Linked DNA regions of Homo sapiens: region 2 is linked to region 1. The links are chromatin loops, found by intact Hi-C in ENCODE. Cell type or tissue: Calu3. All regions are shown on one strand. Each heading gives the region's core, and the rest is flanking DNA. Links, peaks and the distances in the headings are about the cores only.

Region 1 (12,421 bases), core at 2,183-10,182:
AAAGGATGCATACGGAAGCCCACACGCTTGCTTGGCTCCTGCAGATGGATAGAGGTCACTTTTCTGCCTTCTGGGTGTTTAGTAACTTATTTTTTTTTTTGCTTTGTTGGCATGAAATAAAGATGAAAATAAAAGCAGATTTTCTTTTAACAAGTTAGTATTAACATGCTTGCAGAGTATTTCCCTGTGGATTTCTGCTTAGTACTGTAATACCAGAATCAGAAACTCTACAAAGAGCTCTCTAATCTGGAGGTATGGGTTGTTCCCTAGCTTAGAAGGAGGTTATTTCTGGAGAGTAAGTACAATCAGGTAGAAAAGGATCCGTTGGGCTTGGGAGAATAAACGTTCATTACTTTTATTTATGAAAAACAACAAAATGAGCTTTCTCCTATACTGATCTTGTTTCCTGGAGTTCAGAGTATTTGCATCTCAGACCAGAAACTTCCTTGAGGACCCAGAGAAGTACTTTTTACTTCCACCAAATTTCAGCTGAGGTGACTGCTATCTTTTCATCATTTGCCTTGTGTTTGTAGTTAAATAGTTTAAGTTTCAAACTATGTGGGTCTCTAATGGAAAAAGTGACCACCAGCACATCAAATCATCAACCACCGGCAGTGTAATCTTTTAGTGAAAGCTTGTAGGGCTTCTCAACCTGGTTAGAGGGAGTTAGAAGAAGAAACAGAAAAGGACGTGAGCCTTTTTAGCTTCTGATCTGAAATCAGACTTGGGCCACACAGTTCTATGGTTTCTGATGATTTCATTTACAACTAGAAATTGGTTGCATGGCCAGGAATACTGCTTGCTTCCCTCGTGCGTGGTTCATGTTAGTGATTGGTGGACTGCTTAGAAAATATAAGTGGATAATCCTAAGCAGCAAATAGATTCAAAGGAATAAACACGAGTCACCTCTGTGTATGAGAGAGAAATGCAGAGGCCAACACAATTCACCTTGACAGACAGAAAAATTTAAAGTTGGGGAATATCATGGACCGCTTCTCACTAGTGCCCGGGGAAGAAAACAAAACCTGGAGGTATTGGGGATTGAACCCAGGACCTCGTGCATGCTAAGCACGCGCTCTACCGCTGAGCTATACCCCCTCTGGAAGACTTGCCTTTTAGAGAATATTTTGATGACTATTATTGTCTGAGTCTGGGCTCTGTGTCATGATAATCTTTATGTTTTCAATTCCACTCTCAATTTCCTACAGGAAGTGTTTCCTCTCTTAGGCCCTGCTACACCAAAAGAAAGGTAGCTTAATAGTACAAATAAAGGCACTGTTCCTGATTTGTGGTCAGTCCAAGATCAACTCACCCCACGGTGGGCTCCCCATCGCGTTAGATTTCCTGGAGCATACTTGCATTCAATCATTTGAGTGTGTCCTGGCATACAACATTCTCTTGCAAATTTTCTGATTATAATGTTCTGTATTCTTTTGACTCTTGGAAGCGTGTTAGTCTCACATGGTCAAAAAATAAAACTGACTCAAGTGTGTGTGAAAATACCCTAAAATTCAACACAAATAGAGGCAAATTAAAACTGCATTGTGAAAGAATAACATAACCCCATTGAAATAACTGATTTAAGAAAATGCTTGACAAAGTTCGTTGTTCTAATTGTAAGTACAAAAAGAAGAGGAAACAAATCTTAAACTCTATGTATGAGGGTTTTTTTTTTAGAGCTAAGGCTGCAGGAATTCTGAGATTTTGTGTGAATTTTAGGATTGGGAAAATGAGTGTGTGTGAGCGCGTGTGTTGTTGGAAACAGGCTGTCACTGTAAGAGAAAGCAGGTAAAGAATAGTCCTGTTGGTGTTGATGGGAATTGGAGGCATCAGTATGAAATTATACATATGTAATTGTATAGGCCGGGCGCGGTGGCTCACGCTTGTAGTCTCAGCACTTTGGGAGGTTGAGACGTGTGGATCGCTTCAGGTCAGAAATCGAGAACAGCCTGGCCAACATGGCAAAACGCCGTTTCTCCTAAAAATACAAAAATTTGACGGGTGTGGTGGCCGCCCCTGTAGTCCCAGCTATTCGGGAGGCTGAGGCAGGATAATCGCTTGAATTCGGGAGGCGGACGTTGCAGCGAGCCAAGATCGCACCACCGCACTCCAGCCTGGGCGACTAAGACTCTGTCTCAAAAAATAAAAATAGTACATTTTCCCTACAGATCTGTCTGCTAACTGAGCCTGGAAGAAATACCTTAGAAACAATGAGCAAGATGACTCTATATTTTGATTTTCAAATACCATTCTCTACTAAAAGGAACCAGAGATACTAATAGAAAGTAGCTACTAGTGTCAACTACACTGACTCCAGGACTGTGCCAGGGAAACTACAAGATGAACCTAAAATATCTTGCTGTGCCAGAATGATGGGGATGATTTAAAAGAACACAGAAGCTCCGGGGTGGCTCACGCCTGTAAACCCAGCACTTTGGGAGACCGAGGCGGGCGGATCACCAGAGGTTAGGAGTTCCAGACCCGCCTGGCCAACATGGTGAAGTCCCGTCTCTACTAAAAATACAAAAAATGGCCTGGCATGGTGGCTCATGCCTCTAATCCCAACTACTTGGGAAGCAGAGGTAGGAGAATCGCATGAACCCGGGAGGCGGAGGTTGCAGTGAGCCGAGATCGCACCACTGCACTCCAGCCTGGACGACAGGGCAAGACCTGTCTCAATAAATAAATAAATAATAAAGTACATGAGAAAAATAATAGTGTGTGTGTGTGTTTAGCCGTAAAGAGAGAGGAGAATCATTGTGGCAAAATATCGGGAATTGGTAAATATGAGTAACTTGTGTGTGGCAGTTCTTTGTATCATTTTTGCAACTTTTCTGTAGGTTTGAAATAATTTCAAACTAAAAAGGTTTTTCTAAATTCTCCCTTCTCAAATTTCTTTTCCCTCTTCCTTCAAGGGCTGTACTCTTCTATCAAGAGTAACGTAGATGGATACTAAAACAGAAGGGTCAGTACCGTCTCGGGGGATTTAGGTGCAGGTGAGGAGGTGAGAAAGTGGAATTCCCAGCTCTTAGAAACGAAGACCCAGGAGCGTGGGTCGCTGCCCGTCCTTACCCTGCCAGCGCCTGGGCCAGCACCATGGTCGCGAAACCCAGCATGGATTTCGTCTTGGGGACGCTATGGCTCCAGTTCTGACACTCAAGAAACGATGGATGGAGAGGAGAACGAGGACCACCTTCGAAAAGAGTTCGAGAGGGAAGCAGGGACGCGGTGGGGTGCGCACCTGCGGCGGCGGCGGCAAAGGCGGAGGAGAAGCGAAGTGGGCGAGCGCCCGAGGCTGCCAGAGGATCTGGGTGGGCCGGAAGGCGGAGTGCAGCCCGGAAGCCCATCTCCGCTGCTTTTCCTCGCTGTCCGCGATAAGCGAGAGGGCTCATTCCCTGTTGGAGAAGTGAGCTGAAAACACTTTCCTCGCAAGATCTCCCTCGTTTTGCTCAAGGCAGTCGCGGCGTTGAGAACGCCTCGCAGCTCCTTTACTGGCTGGGGCACTGGGGAGAACGGGTACCCTTGAGTTTTGGTACAGGCGGGTGGTATTAGTGGCTTCCAAGGAAACGACAGAGAAGCCGCCTATTTCCAATCCCTACTGTTAGCGAGGGGGAGAGTGTTTAACCGGGAAGAGAGACCCTCCCGCTGAAGCATAGGGTCCTTTGTTATAGATAGGAAGAGTGTTCTTTGCTTTTGTTTTTGTTATAGCTTGTCAAGCTTGGAATACAAGGCATGAAAAACAAGAAAGGTAAGGCAGTCCCAGTATATTTTAAACTTACGAGGGTTTTCAGAAGGAGTACTACCTTGTTTTTATGGAATTCAGGGTGTCCAGATTTCAACCTACCTAGCAGAGTGAAGCTCTATGAGTCTAATATCTTGGCTTTCTTCCACATCAGCAAGCCTCTGAAATTCGGGTTTCTTTCTGGACAATATCACCTACATTTTGCAGTCGGCTCCTATATTGCCTGCATCCAACTCGTGGAAGCAAGAACAGTGGGAAAAGCCAAGGTTACCACATAAAAGAAGATCCTTACATGAGACAAGTGTAAATAAAGCAGCAGCTGAGGTGTGTGTAGAGGAAGAGACAAACGTGAAAATGTAGAAAGTGGATACAGAATTTTTTCCAAGGAGGAAGAGGAATGGTCTGCTCACAACGAGGAACTCTCTACTTACTGCTGCAAAGATACTTTTATTACATTTCATGCATATGCTGGATTTTAACAACCAGAACATTGGTAGACTTGGTGGGGGCTGGAGAGACAGCAGTCACTCCCAACCCTGAGGATGAGTCCTCACCCTGAGGGTGGAGAGAAAATGATTACTCTCTGCCACAGGGCTTAGAATCGTCCAAGCCTGGGTTTCAAATTGCAAGGCCCAAATAGCTTGAGAGAGCTCCAGGTATTTCAGCTCAAAAGAGTCTCCTGGTTCAAGAGAATTCCTGTGAGTTCCTCCACAGGAAAATCAGTCTGTTGTGTGTGACCTGAAAAGTTGCATAAATATTCAAAGGGTCAAAGAAATGGTAAATTCAACCCCATCCCTGACATAAGACGAATACAAACCTCACTGGCTTTCCTAGGTTTGTGTTTTTGATTGAGAATAGGCAGGGAACCCCAGGACCAACTCTTCCTCCTCAGCAGGTGCCTGACCCTGGGACTTCCTGAAACTTCTAGAGCAGTGCTTCACAAACTTTAGCATCAGAGTCACTTGAAGGCTTATTCAAACACAGGAGGCTGAGCCCCATCCATACTCAGCAGTTCTGATTCAATAGACCTAAGGTTGGGCCTGAAATTTATTATTCTGATTGCAGCACCCTAATCCTCCACCCCTTGCTCTCCTATGCAGTGTCCACTGTGGCTAACATGCCACTGTTTGCCTGGAGAGAACCAATGGATACCAGGAAATTAAAGAAGAAAAAGTATGAAACAAAAAGAAAATACATGGCATGTGTGTATTACCTTCCTCCAAAAAATGTGTCTCAAAACAAACATATGATTGGTCTGGAGGCACACACACAGCCAGTCCTCAGCTAAGCAGGTTTCATCAGACAGTATCCCTCCTGGATGCTGGTTATAGATATTCTCACTGGACAAAAGAATCAAGTAAGGTCATGTTAGCCTCATAGAGTGTATCTATCATGCCAGCCTGATAGGCTGGTGGACTAGGAACAAACATCATACTCTCTTGCCTCTCAAAGACACTTTAATTCAATAGGAAATATGTACAGAGAGAACAGCAGTTTTGAAACCATACACCGTTGGAAACCATAAAAGGTTTCATGAGTGCATAGGATTTCTTGGGAGTTCCCTCTCCAAAAAAAGCGATGTAATCAGGTGGATCGAGAAAGAACATGAAATGTTTGTTTGTTTTTTCCCAAGGCAGGAAGTGCCCAACACACCTGCGATCTACTTATCTTTTAGTCTGCATGTATTTTGCATTGTGACAGAAAACCTTTTCCTAGTTTTTCATATGGGGCCTCCGTTTGCTCTTACCAGAAGTTCCCAGGCAATATTTTATTGTAAAGAGGAAAATGGAGTGACTGAGGAAATACAGGAATACAAATCAGTCTTATGGAACATCAGTAGGGAATGTTGATCCGTATTGGTTTCTGCTTCTCGCACGTTGAAGGCCTCTAATTCCCCGACAGTCTTCGTGTGGTTATCCAGCGCCCTGCCACTCCCATCTCAAGCGACTGGAGAGCCACAGCCCTTGTCTCAGTACTGGATCACACTGGTAGCTGTGTTCTCCGCGCAGGTAGACAGGGAGAGACTGGTGGAGAAATCAGTGAACAGAGGCTTTCGCTCTGTTCTTTGGCCCAGAAAACAAAAATAACTTAAAAAAAAATAGATGCCTTCAGGGCGCTTTTCTCCCTTCTCCTTTGTCTTTGCGTCTCATTAATCATAGTACAAAATGGGAGTGAAAGCGAGCCGCCTGTGAATGTGCACGCTTTTGTTTGGGTTCAAGAGACCGTGTTGCGATCCCGTTCTTCTTTCCCCCTCATTTCTTGTTTGTCTCCCTTCTGCTGTGGCAATCGCCTTTGGTGATGTCGAGGTTCACAGCATAACCAGTGGAGATAGTTCAAGGCTGAACATTGGGCTACACTTTTACTGTCTATATGTGCAGAAATAGGATAGAAAAACGTGAGGAGGCAGAAGTCTGTCGCTTGAAAACTACCAGAGCAAAACCATCGCTTGGAGGTGTCGGGGATCGAACCCGAGGCCTCATACATGCAAAGCATGCGCTCTACCACTGAGCTACACCCCCTCACTATAAGGTCTCTTTGTAATAATTTTCAGGAGGTAACTTTCATTTCCTGAGACTCCGTGAGCATGCTGGTAGTAGTGGTCAGTATTATGGAGTGCGGAGAGCTGTTCTGAGCAGGAGATACTTGGTACTAATGGGGGATACAGATTCTTTAGAATACTGTGTAGGACTTGAAACGAAAAACGAAAGATTAGAAAAGTGTCAGATAATAACCACAAGAAGTTTCCATTGTGGCCTCAAGACGTTGAGTTCTTAGGGTCTCCTTCTATTATGCTTGGCAAGAATCAAGTTCAGGTTTTCGTTTCTTTTAATTTCTCCCAGATACGACACAAAGCCATTGAAATTCAGCCTTTTCCTGCCTAAAACGCTTCATAATTGTTGTTTGCTCAATCGGAATATTAAAGATAAGATTTGATGGAGGAAAGCCACAATCAGAAGAAAACCTGACAGCGATGCACTTAGCATTTTTTCATAAGGGTCCTTAGCTGGCGTGGTGTCTTACGCCTGTACTCCCAGCTACTCTAGAGGCTGAGGCACGAGGATCGCTTGAGCTCGGGAGTTAGTTGTTGTAGGGAGCTATGACTGTGCCACTGTCCTCCAGCCTGGGCAACAGAGAGAGAAGGGAAGGGGAGGGGAGGGAAAGGGGGAGAAGAGGGGAGACGAGGGGAGAAGAGGGGAGGGGAGGGGAAGGGATTCATAAGGCGTGAATGAAAAACAGCTATGGGGATGGAGAGAAGGGTTGAATTATGAGAATAAGACCGAAGATAAATACAAACAGGGTTGAAGAATGCTTTAGAAAAACAAACACAGCAGGTGCAGAAAAGGGGAGAGGTTTTAACAGCTCTTTTAGGAATGAGAGATAGACTGGAAGATGGAGAAGATGAGTTAGTTTGGCTCATACTCAATTTAAAGTATCTGTGGGGCACACTTGTGAGGATGTTTCTCAGAGAATTCAGGCAATTAACTCTGTCTCTAGCCTGGGATTTGTAAGCATTAATAGTAGTAGACACATTACATGGAGGATGGATAAAGACTAAAAAAGTGTACTTTGAGATATGGAAATTACAAACCTATTCGTGATATTTGTAGTGAACAAACAAGTTTGTTTGTTCTTGAATTCAAAAGTTCTTGAATCTTGGGACTTATCGTGTGTCCTTTGAATTACATAAGAAGATGAGAAGAAAACCTATTTCTCAGCACCAAATTTCTAGTGACTATTAACTCTTTCTCATTCTGGTTTGCCTATATAAGAGCCTTTGCCAATGTTAATAAAGTAACATTGATGGCTTTCAAAATTGCCAAATTGCAAGTTGTATGTCAGACTTGGCTTTTCAGTTGGCTGATGGGATTTCTAGAATAAAAATAGGAAACACTGAGTGATAGACTTCACTGAAGGAGAAACTAGAGAATTGTTATAGACAAAATTGATGTGTATTCATGTGTGTTTGCCTGCCTGACTGTGTCTGTGTGTGTGCATGTAAATGATGGGAAGGATTATCTTGGCTCTTTGATGCTGTAAAAGCAATATTAGGACAGTTTGCAGAAACTCTCCTTCATCTTTATGTTGTGTTACACCCAGAGAAACTTGGCTGTCTATTGGATTCTTGGGAATTCATAATAAGAAGGTTGCCTCATAAAAATGGGAGAATTTTAAATAATTAAATATCTGTAGCTATCTTCAGACTATCTACCAGCAACACGATTGAAACATGTTTTTTGTGTGAAATCTGTAGGATGAGCTCATTTAACATAGCATTCTTCTGAGAAATTAAACATTTAATTTTGAAGACAGAACACCCTGTCATACACACTCAATTTCGAAAACCTAAAAATATATAAAGTATATGTTTAAATCTGCACTGTCCAATATGGTTACCATTAGCCACATTGGGTATTGAGTACTGAAAATTGCCTAGTCTAAGTTAAGATGTGTTGAAAGTGAGAAATATATACCAGATTTCAAAGATGTAATTTTTTTTTCATGGAGTCTCGCTCTGCCACCTAACCTGGAGTGCAGTGGTGCAATCTTGGCTCACAGCAACCTCCACCTGTTGGGTTCAATCCATTCTCCTGCCTCAGCCTCCTGAGTAACTGGGACTACAGGCGCGCACCACCATGCCTGGCAATTTTTCTTTTTCTTTTTTTTTTTTTTTAGTAGAGACAGGGTTTCACCATGCTGGCCAGGCTGGTCCCAAACTCCTGACCTTGTCATCTGCCCTCCTCGGCCTCCCAAAGTGCTGGGATTACAGGCATGGGCCGCCGCACCTGGCCAGATGTAATATCATTTTTTAAACATAAAATGTCTCACTGATAATTTTAAGATTGATTACTTGTTAAAATAATATTTTGGACATGCAAGGTGATTTACATATATTAGTAAAACTGGACATAAAAGATGGAAACAATAGACACTGGGGACTACTAGAGGGGGAGGCGAGAAGGGGAAAGGCTTGAAAAGCTAACTATTGGATACTATGTTCACCACCCAGGTGATGGGATTAATCTCACCCCAACCCCAGCATCATGCACTATACCCATGTAACAAACCTGGACATGTACCCCCTGAATCTAAAATAAAAGTTGAAATTATTATTATTAGTATTATTATTTTGAGACAGAGTCTTGCTCTGTCTCTCAGGCTAGAGTACAGTGGCGCTATCTGGGCTCACTGCAAACTCCTCCTCCAGGTTTCAAGTGATTCTCCTATCTCAGACTCCCAAGTAGCTGAAATTACAGGCATGCACCACCACACCCAGCTAATTTTTGTATTTTTATTAGAGACAGGGTTTCACCATATTGGTCAGGTTGGTCTTGAACCCCTGACCTCAGGTGTTCCGCGCACCTCGGCCTCCCAAAGGGCTGGGATTACAGGTATGACCCACCTTGCCTATCTAAAAGTTGAAATTGTTAAAAAATTATATAAAATAAGTATTGCCTGTTTATTTTTTAAATGTGACTACTAGAAAATTTAAAACTACAGAAGTGGCTCTCATTTAAGATTTGTATTAACTTTTTTAAAAATTCTTTTTATCCCAGAAGCTAAAGCAGAAGACTTGTAGTATCTTTTGATTGGACAGCATTGTCTAGAGACGATGTTATCTATTTAGGTGCTGTTCTGGGAGAATCCCAGAGCCAAAGGACATGGAGCATGGTCTGCCAGTAATTAGGTTTCATGCCGCGAGTGGACTTGACTAAATGCATTTCCATGCATGATCTCCTTAGACCTTTGCAACATCCCATTTTACATAATCATTATTAGCCTCATTTTTAAGGTATTGAATGAGAGACGAATCATGCTTAGAATTACCCTAGGCGTTTCATTTCAACAAAATGTAAAGGAATCACTACTGTGCTAGGCAAGAAAACATTCAATCCTGCCATTTGTCTAATCAAATGTTTCCTTTTTTTTTTCTTTTTTTAAGACAGAGTCTTGCTCTTGTTGCCTAGGGTGGAGTGCAATGTTGCGATCTTGGCTCACTGCAACCTCCGCTTCCCGGGTTCAAGGGATTCTCCTGCCTCAGCCTCTCGAGTAGCTGGGATTACAGGCATCCACCACCACACCCAGCTAATTTATTATTATTATTATTATTATTGTTATTATTATTATTTTGTATTTTTAGTAGTGACAGGGTATCACCATGTTGGCCAGGCAGGTCTTAAACTTCTGATCTCAGGTGATCTACCCGCCTCAGCCTCCCAAAGTGCTGAGATTACAGGCGTGAGCCACCACGCCCAGCCTATCAAATATTTCTTAATGAAATAAAACACAGGCTTCTGAGTTGAGAAAGCCTCAGTGACTTAAAGGGTAAAGTATCTGATTCCTAGTTCCTGTACAGTCAATGTCCCCACCCTGAGGTTGGTCTCTCATTTGGTACCAATTTTCCTTTCACAATTTGATGCAGTTCTGATGTTGGAGTACTGTAGTTTATTGTCTCCTCACACAGTATGCAGGTGTTAGGGGAAAATAACACTGAAAATGAAACACCAATTTGAAAGAAGAAAAGATATTAAAAATGACCAAAAAAAATCAGACAAAAAAAAAAAAAAAAAAAAACAGGACAAAAAAGGCCCATTATCCCAACACAAAATTTCAAGAGAGGAGTTGAAGTAAAAAAAAGGAAAATGGGGCACATCCACCTGAGTCTTGACAGAATAATTAATTTAGAAATACTTATTTTTGACTGGACGCAGTGGCTCACATCTATAATCCCAGCACTTTGGGAGGCCGAGGCAGGTAGATCACGAGGTCAGGAGTTGGAGACCAGGCTGGCCAACATGGTGAAATCCCGTCTTTACTAAAAATACAAAAATTAGTCAGGCATGGTGGTGGACGCCTGTAATCCCAGCTGCTTGGGAGGCTGCAGCAGGAGAATTGCTTGTGCCGGGGAGGCGGAGGTTGCAGTGAGCTGAGATCGTTCCACTGCACTCTAGCATGGGTAACATAGCAAGATTCTGTCTCAAAAAAAAAAAAAAAAAGAAAAAAGAAAGAAAGACTTATTTTTGTTCTTTCCTGGATACCAATGAGGAAATAACTTAAGATTTGGAAATTCTAGGCAAGGTTTCCAGGCTAAAGAAATGTCCTGTCAGTAAGAAACTTAAAAATATTCCTGTAATTAGGACTGGTGCGGTGGTTCCCACCTGTAATCCCAGCACGTAGGGAGGCAGAAGCGGGCAGGTTGCTTGAGCCCAGGATTTCAAGAACAGCTGGGGGAACATGGTGAAACCCAGTTTCTACAAAAAAAAAGTACAAAAGAGAGAGAGAGAAAGCCAGGCTTGTTGTTGCATTTCTGTAGTCTCAGCTACCCAGGAGGCTGACATGGGAGGATCGCTTGAGTCCAGGGAGGCTGAGGCTGCAGTGAGCTGTGATCATACCACTGCACTCCAGCATGGGTGACAGAGTGAGACCCTGCCTCAAAAAAACAAAACAGGGCCGGGCGCGGTGGTTCACACTGTAATCCCAGCACTTTGGGAGGCCGAGGTGGGTGGATCACGAGGTCAGTAGATCGAGACCATCCCAGCTAACATGGTGAAACCCCGTCTCTACTAAAAATACAAAAAATTAGCTGGGCGTGGTGGTGGGCGCCTGTAGTCCCAGCTACTCGGGAGCCTGAGGCAGGAGAATGGCGTGGACCCGGGAGGCGGCGCTTGCAGTAAGCCGAGATCGTGCCACTGCACTACAGCCTGGGCGACAGAGCGAGACTCCGTCTCAAAAAAAAGAAAGTTATTTTCCCAGCAGTTTAACTGCAGAGCTATGGAGTTGACTCAAGATACAAACCGAGGTGTTTCTTTCTTTTTTTTTTTTTGAGACGGAGTGTCGCTCTGTCACCCAGGCTGGATTGCAGTGGTGCGATCTCAGCTCACTGCAAGCTCCGCCTCCCGGGTTCACGCCATTCTCCTGCCTCAGCCTCCTGAGTAGCTGAGACTACAGGCGCCCGCCACCGCGCCCCACTAATTTTTTTGTACTTTTAGTAGAGACGGGGGTTTCACCGTGGTCTCGATCTCCTGACCTCGTGATCCACCCGCTTCGGCCTCCCAAAGTGCTGGGATTACAGGCCTGAGCCACTGCGCCCGGCCAAACCGAGGTTTTTGGAATTGCAAAATGTTTCTTGAATATACCACTACCACATATATACACTCATACAGCATAATAGTTCTTCTACAGGTTTCTTCATAGTTCTTGTGATTTAAAACACCCCTGCCCAACACACATAAATAACATCAAATCAGAAATGAATTGTAATTGCCACAGTCTATAGCATATTGGAATTTCTTAGGTTTTAAAATTAGTAACTTTCTAGATTTAAGATTTTAAATAATTTACATACCATCAGTTAACACTTCATGGAAGACTTCAGTGGAGAGAGTGATACAAATATACATACATATATATATACATTACCTTTATGGAATTTTCAAAAAGCAAAAAATGGGAGTTATATATAGACCTCTGGGATTGGTGTGCAAGTGTTGTATAAAGGAAAGACAATTATGCAACAACCAAAAGGTATCTGCCGAAACCCGGGATTGAACCAGGGACCTTTAAGATCTTCGGTCTAACGCTCTCCCAACTGAGCTATTTCGGCTACTCTGGAGCTGTCCCGTTGGTCATTTCTTCAAAATATAAAAACTGCAATTTGTAAGGTCAGTGTATCTTCCAACG
Region 2 (12,421 bases), core at 2,877-10,876, 59 kb before region 1:
AAACAAACCTCAAATTTAAAAGAATTAACTCACACAGTATGATCCCTGACCACAATGAAATCAAACTAAAAGTCAATCACAGAAAGACAACAGAAGAACATCCAAACACTTGGAAAATGAACAACACACTACTAAATAGTACACAGGACAAAGAGAAAGACTTAGTAGATATCAAAAAATAAATTAACCTGAATAAAAATGAAAGCACAATATACCAAAATTTTCAAGACAACCTAAAAAAACACTGAGAGAGAAATGTATACCACTAACTGCATACATTAGAAAAAGAAAAAAGTCTCAAGTCAGTCATCTAAACTTTTATTTGAAGAACCCAGGTGGGGAAAAAAGCAAAATAAACCCAAAGCAAATAGACAAAAGATAACAATAAAAATAAGAACAAAATTCAGTGAAACGGAACACAAACAAAAAAAGAAAAACAAACAAAAAGCTAGTTCCTTTAGATCAATAAAAGAAGACCTCTAGTAAGACAGAAATTTTAGGAAGAGAGATGACACAAATTACCAATATCAGGAATAAAAAGAGGATATCACTGTAGACTCTGCTGACATCAAAAGGATATGTTTTTGGATGATTTCCTTTAAAAAATTTAGCCGGGCTCGGTGGCTCACACCTGTAATCCCAGCATTTAAAAAATAACTAGCCATGCATGGTGGCGGGTGCCTGTAATCCCAGCTACTCGGGAGACAGGTAGGAGAATCGCTTGAACCGGGAGGTGGAGGGTGCAATGGGCCGAGATAGCACCATTTCACTCCAGCCTGGGCAACAAGAGCGAAACTCCGTCGCAGACTTTTTCTCCCCCTTGTAAGGTCGGAGCGTTCCCACTCAGGAAACAACATTTCTCTACTCTAGGTTTATCTGGCCTCGCATCTCTCCCCAGCTGGGCCCAGCCTCAGCCTATGCTGCAGAAATGTTTAAAGTCAAGCATGTAGAGAAGGAAAAAAAAAAAGGAAAGTGATGTGGAAATTAAAATAGCAGCTGCATAGGAATCTCAACATAGTGCTTAAAATGTGCATAAACGAGACTAGGAGTGCCCTGCGCTTTTGTGAAAACTTCATTTAGAAATAAATGAGAAAGAAGGTGGAGAGGAGCCGAGAACCAGCAGGTGGGGAAAGGGAAGAGGCAGGCTAGAGTTAAAAAATGAAGGAGGAAAAGCATCCTCAAGATTATTCAGAATATATATATATATAATATACATAGTATATACTAATAATATATAAGGATATATTATATCCTAATAATATAAGTAAATAATAATATATAACTTGTTAAATAATCATATAAATAAATATATTTTATAATTATGTTATTTATTATATAATATTAACATAACATATTATCAATATAATATTTTATATAACATATGTAGTATGATATATCCTAATATATAAAAATAATATTAGGATAAGGGAATACTATTGTGGTGGTAAACTGAGGAACGGAAAGACTGATACAGGAGAACAGGAGGATATTTATTTTAAGGTAAGCAGCCACTGAGTGGATTCACATCCAAAAAGTTGAGCACTGGCCGGGCCTGGTGGCTCACGCCCATAATCCCAGCACTTTGAGAGGCCAAGGCTGGCAGATTACCTGAGGTCAGGAGTTCGAGACCAGCCTGGCCAACGTGGTGAAACCCCGTCTCTACTAAAAATACAAAAATTAGCCAGGCGTGGTTGCACATGCTTGTAATCCCAGCTACTCGGGAGGCTGAGGCAGAATTGCTTGAGCCCAGGAGGCGGAGGTGACATTGAGCCAATATCGTGCCACTGCACTCCAGCCTGGCCGACAGAGCAAGACTCTGTCTCAAAACAAAACAAACAAACAAAAAATGCTGAGCGTTGAACAAAGACAGAGCAGGAGTTTTTATAAGCAAAACAAAGGCAGTTAATCATACAGTGCTTAATTTGTGGCCTTGCAGCTGCGTCAAAAGAAAAACAAGAACTGACTAAATACAGACATTTGTAAAAACAGTTATGCTTAAGAAGCCAGGGAAAGGAGTAACAGTATAGGAATTTGCCTTTCCTTTTTTTCCCTTCAACCTTGTTCTTGGGTGGGGTGGGAGAAGGGCGTGTCTGGAAGCCGTTCCTTTGGCCTTGGCTTTTCGGAAAGTGTTATCTTGTAACTGTCCTTGAAGTGAGCTGCTAGGCAAACGAAAACTTGTTTCTTTTCTTTTTAACCCTTTCCTGTTACTTTTCTTGGAGTGAATGAATGCATATTTATTTTTAAATTTCTGCCTTACTATGAATAACTCTTTACACACAAACTTGACAATTTAGATGAGATAGACTAATTCCTTGAAAAACACAAATTAACACAACTAACTCAATATGTAATACATTTTTTATAACCCTGTAACTATTAAGGGAATTAAATTTGTAACATAATTTAAAAAAAAAATCAAGAATCTGGCCGGGCGTGGTGGCTCATGGCTGTAATCCCAGCACTTTGGGAGGCCAAGGCGGGCTGATCACCTGAGGTCAGAAGTTCGAGACCAGCCTGGCTAACATGCTGAAACCCCGTCTCTACTAAAGATACAAAAATTAGCCGGATGTGGTGGCAGGCACCTGTAATCCCAGCTACTTGGGAGGCTGAGGCAGGAGAATCGTTTGAACCTGGGAGGCAGAGGTTGCAGTGAGCCAAGATCGCACCATTGCACTCCAGCCTGGAGGCCAAGAGCAAGACTTCGTTTAAAAAAAAAAAATCAGGAATCTTCGAATCCAAGAAAATTTCACTGAAGAATTCTAAGAAGTTCTTAAGGAGGCCAGGGGCGGTGGCTCATGCCTGTAATCCCAGCACTTTGGGAGGCCGAGGTGGGCGAATCATGAGGTCAGAAGACCGAGACCATCCTGGCTAACACGGTGAAACCCCGTCTCTACTGAAAAAACAAAAAATTAGCTGGGCGTGGTGGCAGGGAGCCTGTAGTCCCAACTACTCGCTGGAGAATGGCGTGAACCCGGGAGGCGGAGCTTGCAGTGACACTCCAACCTGGGCGACAGAGCGCGACTCCGTCTCAAAAAAAAAAAAAAATGGTTAAAGAATTAAAACAAGGTCTACACAATCTATTCTGAAAAAAACAGAAGAGGACAAAAAACTTTCCATTTATTTATGAAGTTAATAGTATCCTGATGCTAAAACCAGGTAAATACAGTACAAAATAATGAGTATTGGTGCATAAATACTTACCAAAATATTATCAAATAGAATTCAGGAATATATAAGAAGCATTATACACCATGATCAAGTGGGGTTTATTCCAGAGACGTAAGACTAGGTAAATTTAGAAACAATCACTGCAATCCACCATATTAACAGGCTAAAAAATAAAATCACGTGATCATATCACAGTAGAAAAAGAATTTGTCAAACTTCAATAGCTACTCATGACAAAAAGTCTCAGAAAAATAGGAATAGAGAACAGCTAACACTGTACATCACGGTAAAAGACAGAATGTGTATTAGTCCGTTTTCACACTGCTATGAAGACACTACCTGAGACTGGGTAATTTTTTTTTTTTTTTAAGATGGAGTCTTGCTCTGTCGCCCAGGCTGGAGGGCAGTGGCCTCCTCTCGGCTCATTTCAACCTCCGCCTCCTGGGTTCAAGCAATTCTTCTGCCTCAGTCTCCCGAGTGGCTGGGACTACAGGCGCAGGCCACCATGCCCGGCTAATTTTTGTATTTTTAGTAGAGACAGGGTTTCACCGTATTGGTCAGGCTGGTCTGGAACTCCTGAACTCATGATCCGCCCGCCTCTGCCTCCCAAAGTGCTGGGATTCCCGGCGTGAGCCACTGTGTCTGGGTAATTGATAAAGGAAATAGGTTTAATTGAGTCACATAGCTGAGGAGGCTTCGGGAAACTTACAATCATGGCGGAAGGGAAATGGGAAGCAAGGACCTTCTTTACATGACAGCAGAAGAAAGAAGTATGAGCAAAAGAGGAACTTGCCAAACACTTATGAAACCATCAGATCTCATGAGAACTCACTCACTATCACCAGAACAGCATGGGGGAAGCCACCCCCATGATCCAACTACCTCCCACCAGGTTTCTCCCACAAAGTCAAAGGAATTAGAATAATTATTTAAAATCTAGGAGGGAAAAACAGTCTACCTGATTTCAAGACTATTTCATTACATTGTTGTATTCTTGTATTATTGTATTATTACTACAGTAATTAAGACTGTATAGTATTGGCAAGGAGATAGGCACGTGGTTAATAGAGAGAATGGAAAAATAAACCTACACAAATATTCTCAACTGGTTTTTGACAAAGTTGCCTAAGTAGTAATTCCATGGAAGAAAAATAAGTCTCATGCCTTCACAAAAGTGAACTTAAAATGGATCGCAGATATGAATATAAAATGTAAAACTATAAAACTTTGAGGAAAATATATGGAAGATAATATTTCCAATCTAGGGCTAGACAAATAATTTTACAGTTGACAGTGAAACATGATCCAGAGATCTTGTAAAAGCTGGTTCTTTTTTCCTCCTTTCCTCTCCTGCTATGTCAGTTGCTTTGGCTGGTACAGAGGCTGACCAAATAGAAATAGAAATAAGAGAGCAGTAAAGGCAATGAATTGGGTCATGTTTTTACTTTTTATGTGACAAAGAAATGACAGAATTGGTGGCCAGGTGCAGTGGCTCATGCCTGTAATCCCAGCACTTTGGGAGGCCAAGGAGGGCAGATCACCTGAGGTCAGGAATTCAAGACCAGCCTGGTCAACATGGTGAAACCCCACCTCTACTAAAAATTAGCTGGGCATGGTGACGCGCACCTGAAATCCCAGCTACTTGGGAGGCTGAGTCAGGAGAATCACCTGAACCCAGGAGGCAGAGGCTGCAGTGAGCCAAGATCACGCCACTGCGCTCCAGCCTGGGTGATAGAGTGAGACCCTGTCTCAAAAAAAAAAGAAAAGAAAAGAAAAGAAAGAAATGAGAGAAAAGGAAAGAAAAGGAGAAAGAGAGAAAGAAAGAAAGAAAAAGAAAGAAAGAAAGAAAGAAAGAAAGAAAGAAAGAAAGAAAGAAAGAAAGAAAAGAAAGAAAGGAAAAAGAGAAAGAAAGAGAAGGGAGGGTAGAATGATAAGAAAGGAAAGAAATAAAGAAAATTGGCTCAAAAGAGTCTCCTGGCTGACAAGAACTCTGGTGAGTTCTTCTACAGGAAAATCAGTCTCTTGTGTGTGACTACCAAAATCATCTAAAATGTTGACGGTGTCAAAGAGATAATAAATGCATCCCCACCCCTGATGTAAGGCAAATACAAACCTCACTGGCTTTCCTAGGTGGTTTGAGTTTTTGATTGAGAATAGGCAGGGAACCCCGGGAACAGCTCTTCCTCCTCAGCAGGCGCCTGGCCCTGGACCACCTTCTTAAACCTCTAGAACAGTGCTTCTCAAACTTTAGCATCAGCGGCTGGGCGGGTGGCTCACTCCAGTAATCCCAGCACTTTGGGAGGCCGAGGCGGGCGGATCACGGGGTCAAGAGTTCGAGACAAGCCTGACCAACATAGTGAAACCCCGTCTCGACTAAAAATACAAAAATTAGCTGGGCATAGCGGCGCGCGCCTGTAATCCCAGCTACTTGGGAGGTTGGGGCAGAAGAATCGCTTGAACCCGGGAGGCAGAGATTGCAGTGAGCCGAGGTTGCACCACTGCATTCCAGCCTGGGCGAGAGGGCGAGACTCCGTCTCAAAAAACAAAACAAAACAACTTTAACATCAGAGTCACTTGAGGGCTTATTCAAACACAGGCGGCTGGACGCCACCCTCAGCAATTCTGACTCAATAGATCTGAGGTTGGGCCTGGAATTTGGCATTCCTCTTGTAGCACCCTGATCCCTCACCCCTTATTCTCCTGTGCAGTGTCCACTGTGACTAACATGCCACTATTTGCTTAAAGTGCCTGGAGAGAACCAGTGGATAGAAGGGAAAACAAGTATGAAACGAAAAGAAAATGTCTGCATTACCTTCCTTCAAACAAAAAAAAAAAATGTATCTTATAACGAACATATGGTTTGTCCCTGGGGCACACAACCAGTCTTCAGCTAAGCAGGTTTCACTAGACAATATCTCTCCTGTAGGCTGGTTATGGATATTTTCACTGAACAAAAGAATCGAGAAGTAAGGACAGCCTACCCTGACAGAGTGTTAGACTGGTGGACTGATGACAAACATCGTACTCTGTTGCCTCTCAAAGACACTTTTGATTCAACGGCAAACATATACACAGAGGACAGCAGTTTTGAAACATGCAGCATTGGAAACCCCTAAAAGGTGTCATCAGTAGATAGGATTTCCTGGAGTTCCCTCGTCATACAAAGCAGATGTGATAGGATTGACAAAGAAAAAAGAATTTTTTTTTTTTAATTAGAAGTGCCAACACACCTGCAATTTACTCACCTTTACTTTGCATCTATTTTCCATTGTGGCAGAAAAGCTTTCTCTACTTTTTCATATGGGGCCTCTGTTTGCTGTTAACAGAGGTTTCCAGGCAATGTTTTATGTTATGTTATATTTTATTTTATTTTGAGACGGAGGTTCTCTCTTGCTGCCCAGGTTGGAGTGCAATGGTGGGATCTCAGCAAACTGCAACCTCCGCCTCCCGGGTTCAAACGATTCTCCTGACTCAGCCTTTTGAGTAGCTGGGATTACAGGCGTGCGTCACCACGCCCGGCTAATTTTGTATTTTTAATAGAGACGGAGTTTCTCCATGTTAGTCAGGCTGGTCTCGAACTCCCGACCTCAGGTGATCGCCCCGCCTCGGCCTTCCAAAGTGCTGGGATTACAGACGTGAGCCACCGCGCCCGGACCTCAGTGTTTTATTTTAACGAGGAGAATGGAGTGACTGATGCAATACAGGAAAATGAATCAATCGTATGGACTATCAGTAGGGAATGTGTTGATCCTTATTGATTTCGCTCCTTCCGTGTTGAAGACCTCTAATTCCCCGACAGTCTTCGTTCGGTTGTCCAGCGTCCTGCCACTCTCATCTCAAGCGGCTGGAGAGCCACATTTTCTCAGCTTTGGATCGCACTTGTGGCTGTGCTCTCTGCGCAGTTCGACAGGGAGAGAAATCAGTGGACAGATGCTTTGACTCTGGATTTGGCTCAGAAAACAAAAACAACGACCAAAACGAAATGCCCGGGGGGCGGGGGGGGGCTTTTCTGCCTTTCTTCTTCTCAGCCTTTCCTTCTCTTTAATCATAGTACAAAACCGAAGCCAAAGTGAGCCGCCTGTTGATGTGCACGCTTTTGTTTGCTTTCAAGAGACCCTGTTGCGACCTCATTCTTCTTTCTCCTCTTCCTTCTGCCGTCGCAATCGCCTTAGGTGATGTTGAGGCTTACATTATAGAGATGGGAGATAAGTGAAGGCAATCCATTGGGTTACGTTTTTACTCTCTATACGTGCAGAAATAGGATAGAAAAAGGTGAGGAGGCAGAAGGCTATGTTGCTTGAGAATTACATTTAAGCACTGCCAGAGCAAAACCACCATTTGGAGGTGCCGGGGATCGAACCCGGGGCCTCACACATGCAAAGCATGTGCTCTACCACTGAGCTACACCCCCCTCCTGAAAGACTGTTTTGTAATAATTTTCAGGAGGTAACTTTCATTTTCTGAGACTGGCTCCGTGAGCATGCTGGTAGTAGTGGTTAGTATCATGGAGCGCCTTCAGCTGCTCTGAGTAGAAGATACTCGGTACTAATGAGGGGATACAGATTCTTTAGTATACTGTACAGGACTTGAAATGGAAAGCAAAGTATTAGAAAAGTGTCAGATAACCGCCAAAAGAAGTTTCCAATGTGGCTTTAAAACGTTGAGTTGTCAGGATCTCCTTCTTCTGTTATGCTTGGCAAGGAATCAAATTCTGGTTTTTCATTCTTTCGATTTCTTTCAGAGATGACGCAAAGTTATTGAAATTCAGCTTTTTCTTACCTAAAATGCTTCATATTTGTTGTTTACTCAGCCGGAATATTAAAGGTTAGATTTGATTGAGGAAAATCACAGTCAGAAGAAAACCTGAGAGCGATGCACTCAGCATTTCATCTTAAGGGTCTTTAGCTGGTGTGTTGTCCTGCGCCTGTACTCACAGCTATTCCAGAGGCTGAAGCAGGAGGATCACTTGACCTTGGGAGCTGGAGGCTGCAGGGAGCTATGATCACGCCACTGCACTCCAGCTTGGGTGATGGAGTGAGACCCTGTATCAAAATCAAAAAGAAAAGAAAAGAAAAATTTATAAGGTGTGAGTGAAACAACACCTCTAGGGATGACGAGAAGAGTTGAATTATGAGGGTGAGATAAAAAATAAGTAGAAACAGGATTTAAGAGGTACGGGGGAAAGTGGTTTAGAAAAACAAACAGGCTATTGCCAAACAGAAGGAGGTGTAGAAAAGGGGAGTTTTTAACAACTCTTTAAGGAATGGGAGAAAGATTGGAAGATGGAGAAGATAAGTTAGCTTGGCTCATGCTAAATTCGGTGTATCTGTGGGGCACACTGTGAGGATGTTACATGGAGAACTCAGGCAATTGACTCTCCAGCCTGGGGTTTGTGAGCATTAGTAGTAGTAGACATATTGCATAGAGGGTGGATAAAGACTAAAAAGGGTCCTTTTAGATTTGGGAATTACAAACCTATTCACGATATTTGTTTAAAAGAAAAAAAAGCCGGGTGTGGTGGCTCACGCCTGTAATCCCAGCACTTTGGGAGGCCAAGGCGGGTGGATCACCTGAGGTTGCAAGTTCGAGACCAGGCTGGCCAACATGGTGAAACCCTGTCTCTACTAAAAATACAAAAATTAGCTGGGTGTGGTGGTGCATTCCTGTAATCCCAGCTTCTCGGGAGGCTGAGGCAGGAGAATTGCTTGAACCTAGGAGGTGGAGGTTGCAGTGAGTGAGATCATGCCATTGCTCTCCAGCCTGGGCAACAAGAGTGAAACTCTCTCTCAAATAATAATAATAATAATAATAAAGTAAAAAAAAATTTTTTTTAAAGTTTGCTCCTCTATGTTCTTGAACCCTGGTATTTATTATTATTTATCATGATTAGGGCTGTGTTCTTTGAACTACATAAGAAGATGAGAAGAAAATCCATTTCCTGACACCAAATTTCTAGTGACTGTTAACTCTTTCTCATTCTGATTTACTCATATATGAGCCTTTGCCAACACTCATGAAATAACATTGATCCCTTGTAGAACTGGCAGAAAACAGCAGGTTATATGGCAGACTTGTCTTTTCGGTTGGCTGATGGAATTTCTAGAACAAAAATAGGAAGCACTGAATGCTAGGTTTCACTGAATAAGAAACAAGAGAAGTGTTACACACAAAACTAGTGTTTGTGTGTGTGTTTGACTGTCTGTGTGTGCATGTAAATGCTAGGGAGATAATCTTAGCTCTTTGATGCTGCAGAAGTAATATTAGGACAATTTGCAGAAACACTCCTTCATCATTATGTCATGTTGCACCCAGAGAAACCTGGATGTCTACTGGATTCTTGGGAATTCATCATAATATGAAGGTCTGCTTTTTTGTTTGCCTCTTGAAAAGGAGAGAATTTTAAATAATTAAATATCTGTAGCTCTCTTCTGACTAACAACAACACGACTGAAACACAGTTTTTTTTGTAAAAACTGTGGGATGAGCTTATTTAACACAGAATTCCTCTGAGGAATTAAACATTTAATCCTGAAGACAGAACACCCTCATGTGATACATACTCAATTCAGAAAACCTAAAAATATATAAAGTATCTGTTTAAACCTGCACTGTCCAATATGGTTACCATTAGCCACACTGGCTATTGAATGCTTGAAATTGCCCAGTCCAAGTTAAGAGTGTTGTAAGTGTAAAATACATATCAGATTTGGCCAGGCACAGTAGCTTGCGTCTGTAATCCCAGTACTTTGGGTGGCTGAGGTGGGTGGATCACAAGGTCAGGAGTTCGAGACCAGCCTGACCAACATGGTGAAACCCCATCTCTACTAAAAATACAAAAATTAGCCTGGCTTGGTGACACACACCTGAAATCCCAGCTACTTGGGAGGCTGAGGCAGGAGAATTGCTTGAACCTGGGAGGCTGAGGTTGCAGTGAGCCGACATCGGGCCACTGCACTCCAGCCTGGGTGACAGAGCGAGAATCCTTCGCAAAAAAAAAAAAAAAAAAAAAAAATATATATATATGTAAATATATATATACATACACACACCAGATTTCAAAGATGTGTAATACTATTTTTTAAATATAAAATATCTCACTAATAATTTTATAATTGATAGCTTCTTAAAATAAGTTTTTGGATATACAAAGTGATTTAAATATATTATTGAAACTGGACATAAAAGATAGCAACAACAAACACTGGGGACTATGGGGAGGGGTGGGAGGGAGGGCAGAAAGATTTGAAAAGCTACCTCTTGGGTACTATGCCTACTACCTGGGTGATGGGATCAATTGCACTCAAAACCTCATGCAATTTACCCAGCATCATGTAGTATACCCATGTAACAAACCTGCACGTGTACCCCCAAATCTAAAATAAAAATTGAAATTACATAAAAATATAAATATTGACTTTTTTTAATGCAACTACTGCAAAAGGTAACACTACAAAATGGCTGTCATTTAAAACTTGTATTATCTCTTGATTGGACAGAATTGTCTAAAGACAATGTTATCCATTTAGGTGCTGTTCTGGGAGAATCCCAGAAGCAGAGAACACGGAGCATGATCTGCCAGTAATTAAGTTTCATGCTGTGAGTGGACTTGACAGAATGCATTTCTATGCATGATCTCCTTTGATCTTTACAACATCCCATTTTACAAAATCATTATTAACATCATTTTTAAGCCATTGAATGGCAGACAAATCATGCTTGGAATTGCCCTAGGCCTTCCATTTCAACAGAATGTAAAGGAATCTTTACTGCGTTAGGCACAAAACATTCAATGTTACTGTTTGTCTAGTCAAATATTTCTTAATGGAGTAAAACACAAGCTTCTGAGTTGAGAAAGCCTCAGTGAAAGGATAAAGTACCTGATTCCCAGTTTCTGTACAGTCAATGTCCCTAACCCAAGGTTACTTCTCATTTGGTACTAATTTTCCTTTTGCAACTTGCTGCAGTTCTGATAGTGGAGTATTGTAGATTATTGTCTCCTCACAGGGTATGCAGAAGTTAGAGAAAAACAACACTGAAACTGAAGCAGTAATTTGAAAGAAAAAAAATCAAAATGACCAAAAAAAGACCTATTATCCCAACAGAGAATTTCAAGAGAGGAGTTGAAGTGAAAAAGGGAAAATGGGGCACATGCACCTGAGTCTTGACTTTGCTGCCCATTTGCTTTCATTTTCAGTATTCTAGAGCCCCTCATGAATGTTTGATAAAATAATTCATATAGAAATACATATATTTCTTTTTTCCTGGATACAAACATGGAAACAGCTTAAGATTTGGAAATTCTAGACAAGGTTGCCAGGCTAAAGAAATGTCTTCTCAGCAAGAAAATTTAGAATGTTCTTGTAATTGGGCCTGGTGCGATGGCTCCTGCCTGTAATCCAAGCACTCTGGGAGGCCTACCTAGGCAGGTGGATTGCTTAAACCTAGGATTTAAAGACCAGCCTGGGCAACACGGTGAAACCCACAGTCTACAAAAAAAATACAAAAAAAAAAAAAAAAAAAAATTTAGCCAGGCATGGTGGTGCTCGCCTGTAGTCCCATCTACTCAGGGTGCTGACATGTGGAGTCACTTCAGCCTAGAGAGGTTGAGGCTGTAGTGAGCTCTGATTGTATAACTGTACTCCAGCCTGGATGACAGAGTGAGACCCTGCTTAAAAGAAAGAAAAGAAAGAAGAAAGAAAGAAAGAAAGAAAGAAAGAAGAAAGAAAGAAAGAAAGAAAGAAAGAAAGAAAGAAAGAAAGAGAAAGAAAGAAAGAAAGAGAAAGAAAGAAAAAAAAAGTTCTTACAGCACTTTAATAATGGAGTTGACTCAAGATACAAACCCGGGTTTTTCTAATTTCAAAATGTTTCTTGCATACACCACACCCCCATATATATGCTCATACAGTATAATAGTTACTTCACTGTATGTTTCTTTTTTTCATATTTCTTGTGATTTAAAAATAACCCTCGCCCAATACATATAAATAATATCAAATCAAAAATGACTTGTAAATGCCACAGCATATAGCACGTTGGAATTTCTTAGGTTTTAAAACTAATAACTTCCTAAGTTTAAGACTTTAAATAAGGACGGGCTTAGTGGCTCACGCCTGAAATCCCAGCACTTTGAGAGGCCGAGGCAGGTGGATCACCTGAGGTCAGGAGGTCGAGACCAACCTGATCAACATGGCGAAACCCTGTCTCTACTAAAAATACAAAAATTAGCCGGGCATGGTTGCGGGGGCCTGTAATC

The links. Hi-C counts contacts between places; a loop is a spot of excess contacts. Peaks named below come from ENCODE experiments on the same cell type or tissue, not always from the same donor. Only the 100,000 strongest peaks of a DNase experiment are listed, where the experiment ranks them.
Region 2: it touches region 1 in a loop (2.7-fold over the local background); 2 of 110 quality-filtered maps call a loop at or near these places.

Annotation. Positions count from the first base shown.
Region 1 is chr6:28,811,046-28,823,466 of GRCh38, forward strand. It overlaps TRA-TGC5-1 (tRNA-Ala (anticodon TGC) 5-1), which reads right to left and starts at 6,261; the gene lies at 6,190-6,261. It overlaps TRA-AGC6-1 (tRNA-Ala (anticodon AGC) 6-1), which reads right to left and starts at 1,098; the gene lies at 1,027-1,098. It overlaps TRF-GAA4-1 (tRNA-Phe (anticodon GAA) 4-1), which reads right to left and starts at 12,344; the gene lies at 12,271-12,344. RefSeq lists an enhancer at 1,542-2,042. In Calu3, for the core only: no CTCF peak of the experiment used is centred there; a DNase peak (open chromatin) is centred at 6,206.
Region 2 is chr6:28,750,857-28,763,277 of GRCh38, forward strand. It overlaps TRA-TGC6-1 (tRNA-Ala (anticodon TGC) 6-1), which reads right to left and starts at 7,579; the gene lies at 7,508-7,579. RefSeq lists an enhancer at 6,492-7,691. In Calu3, for the core only: no CTCF peak of the experiment used is centred there; a DNase peak (open chromatin) is centred at 7,535.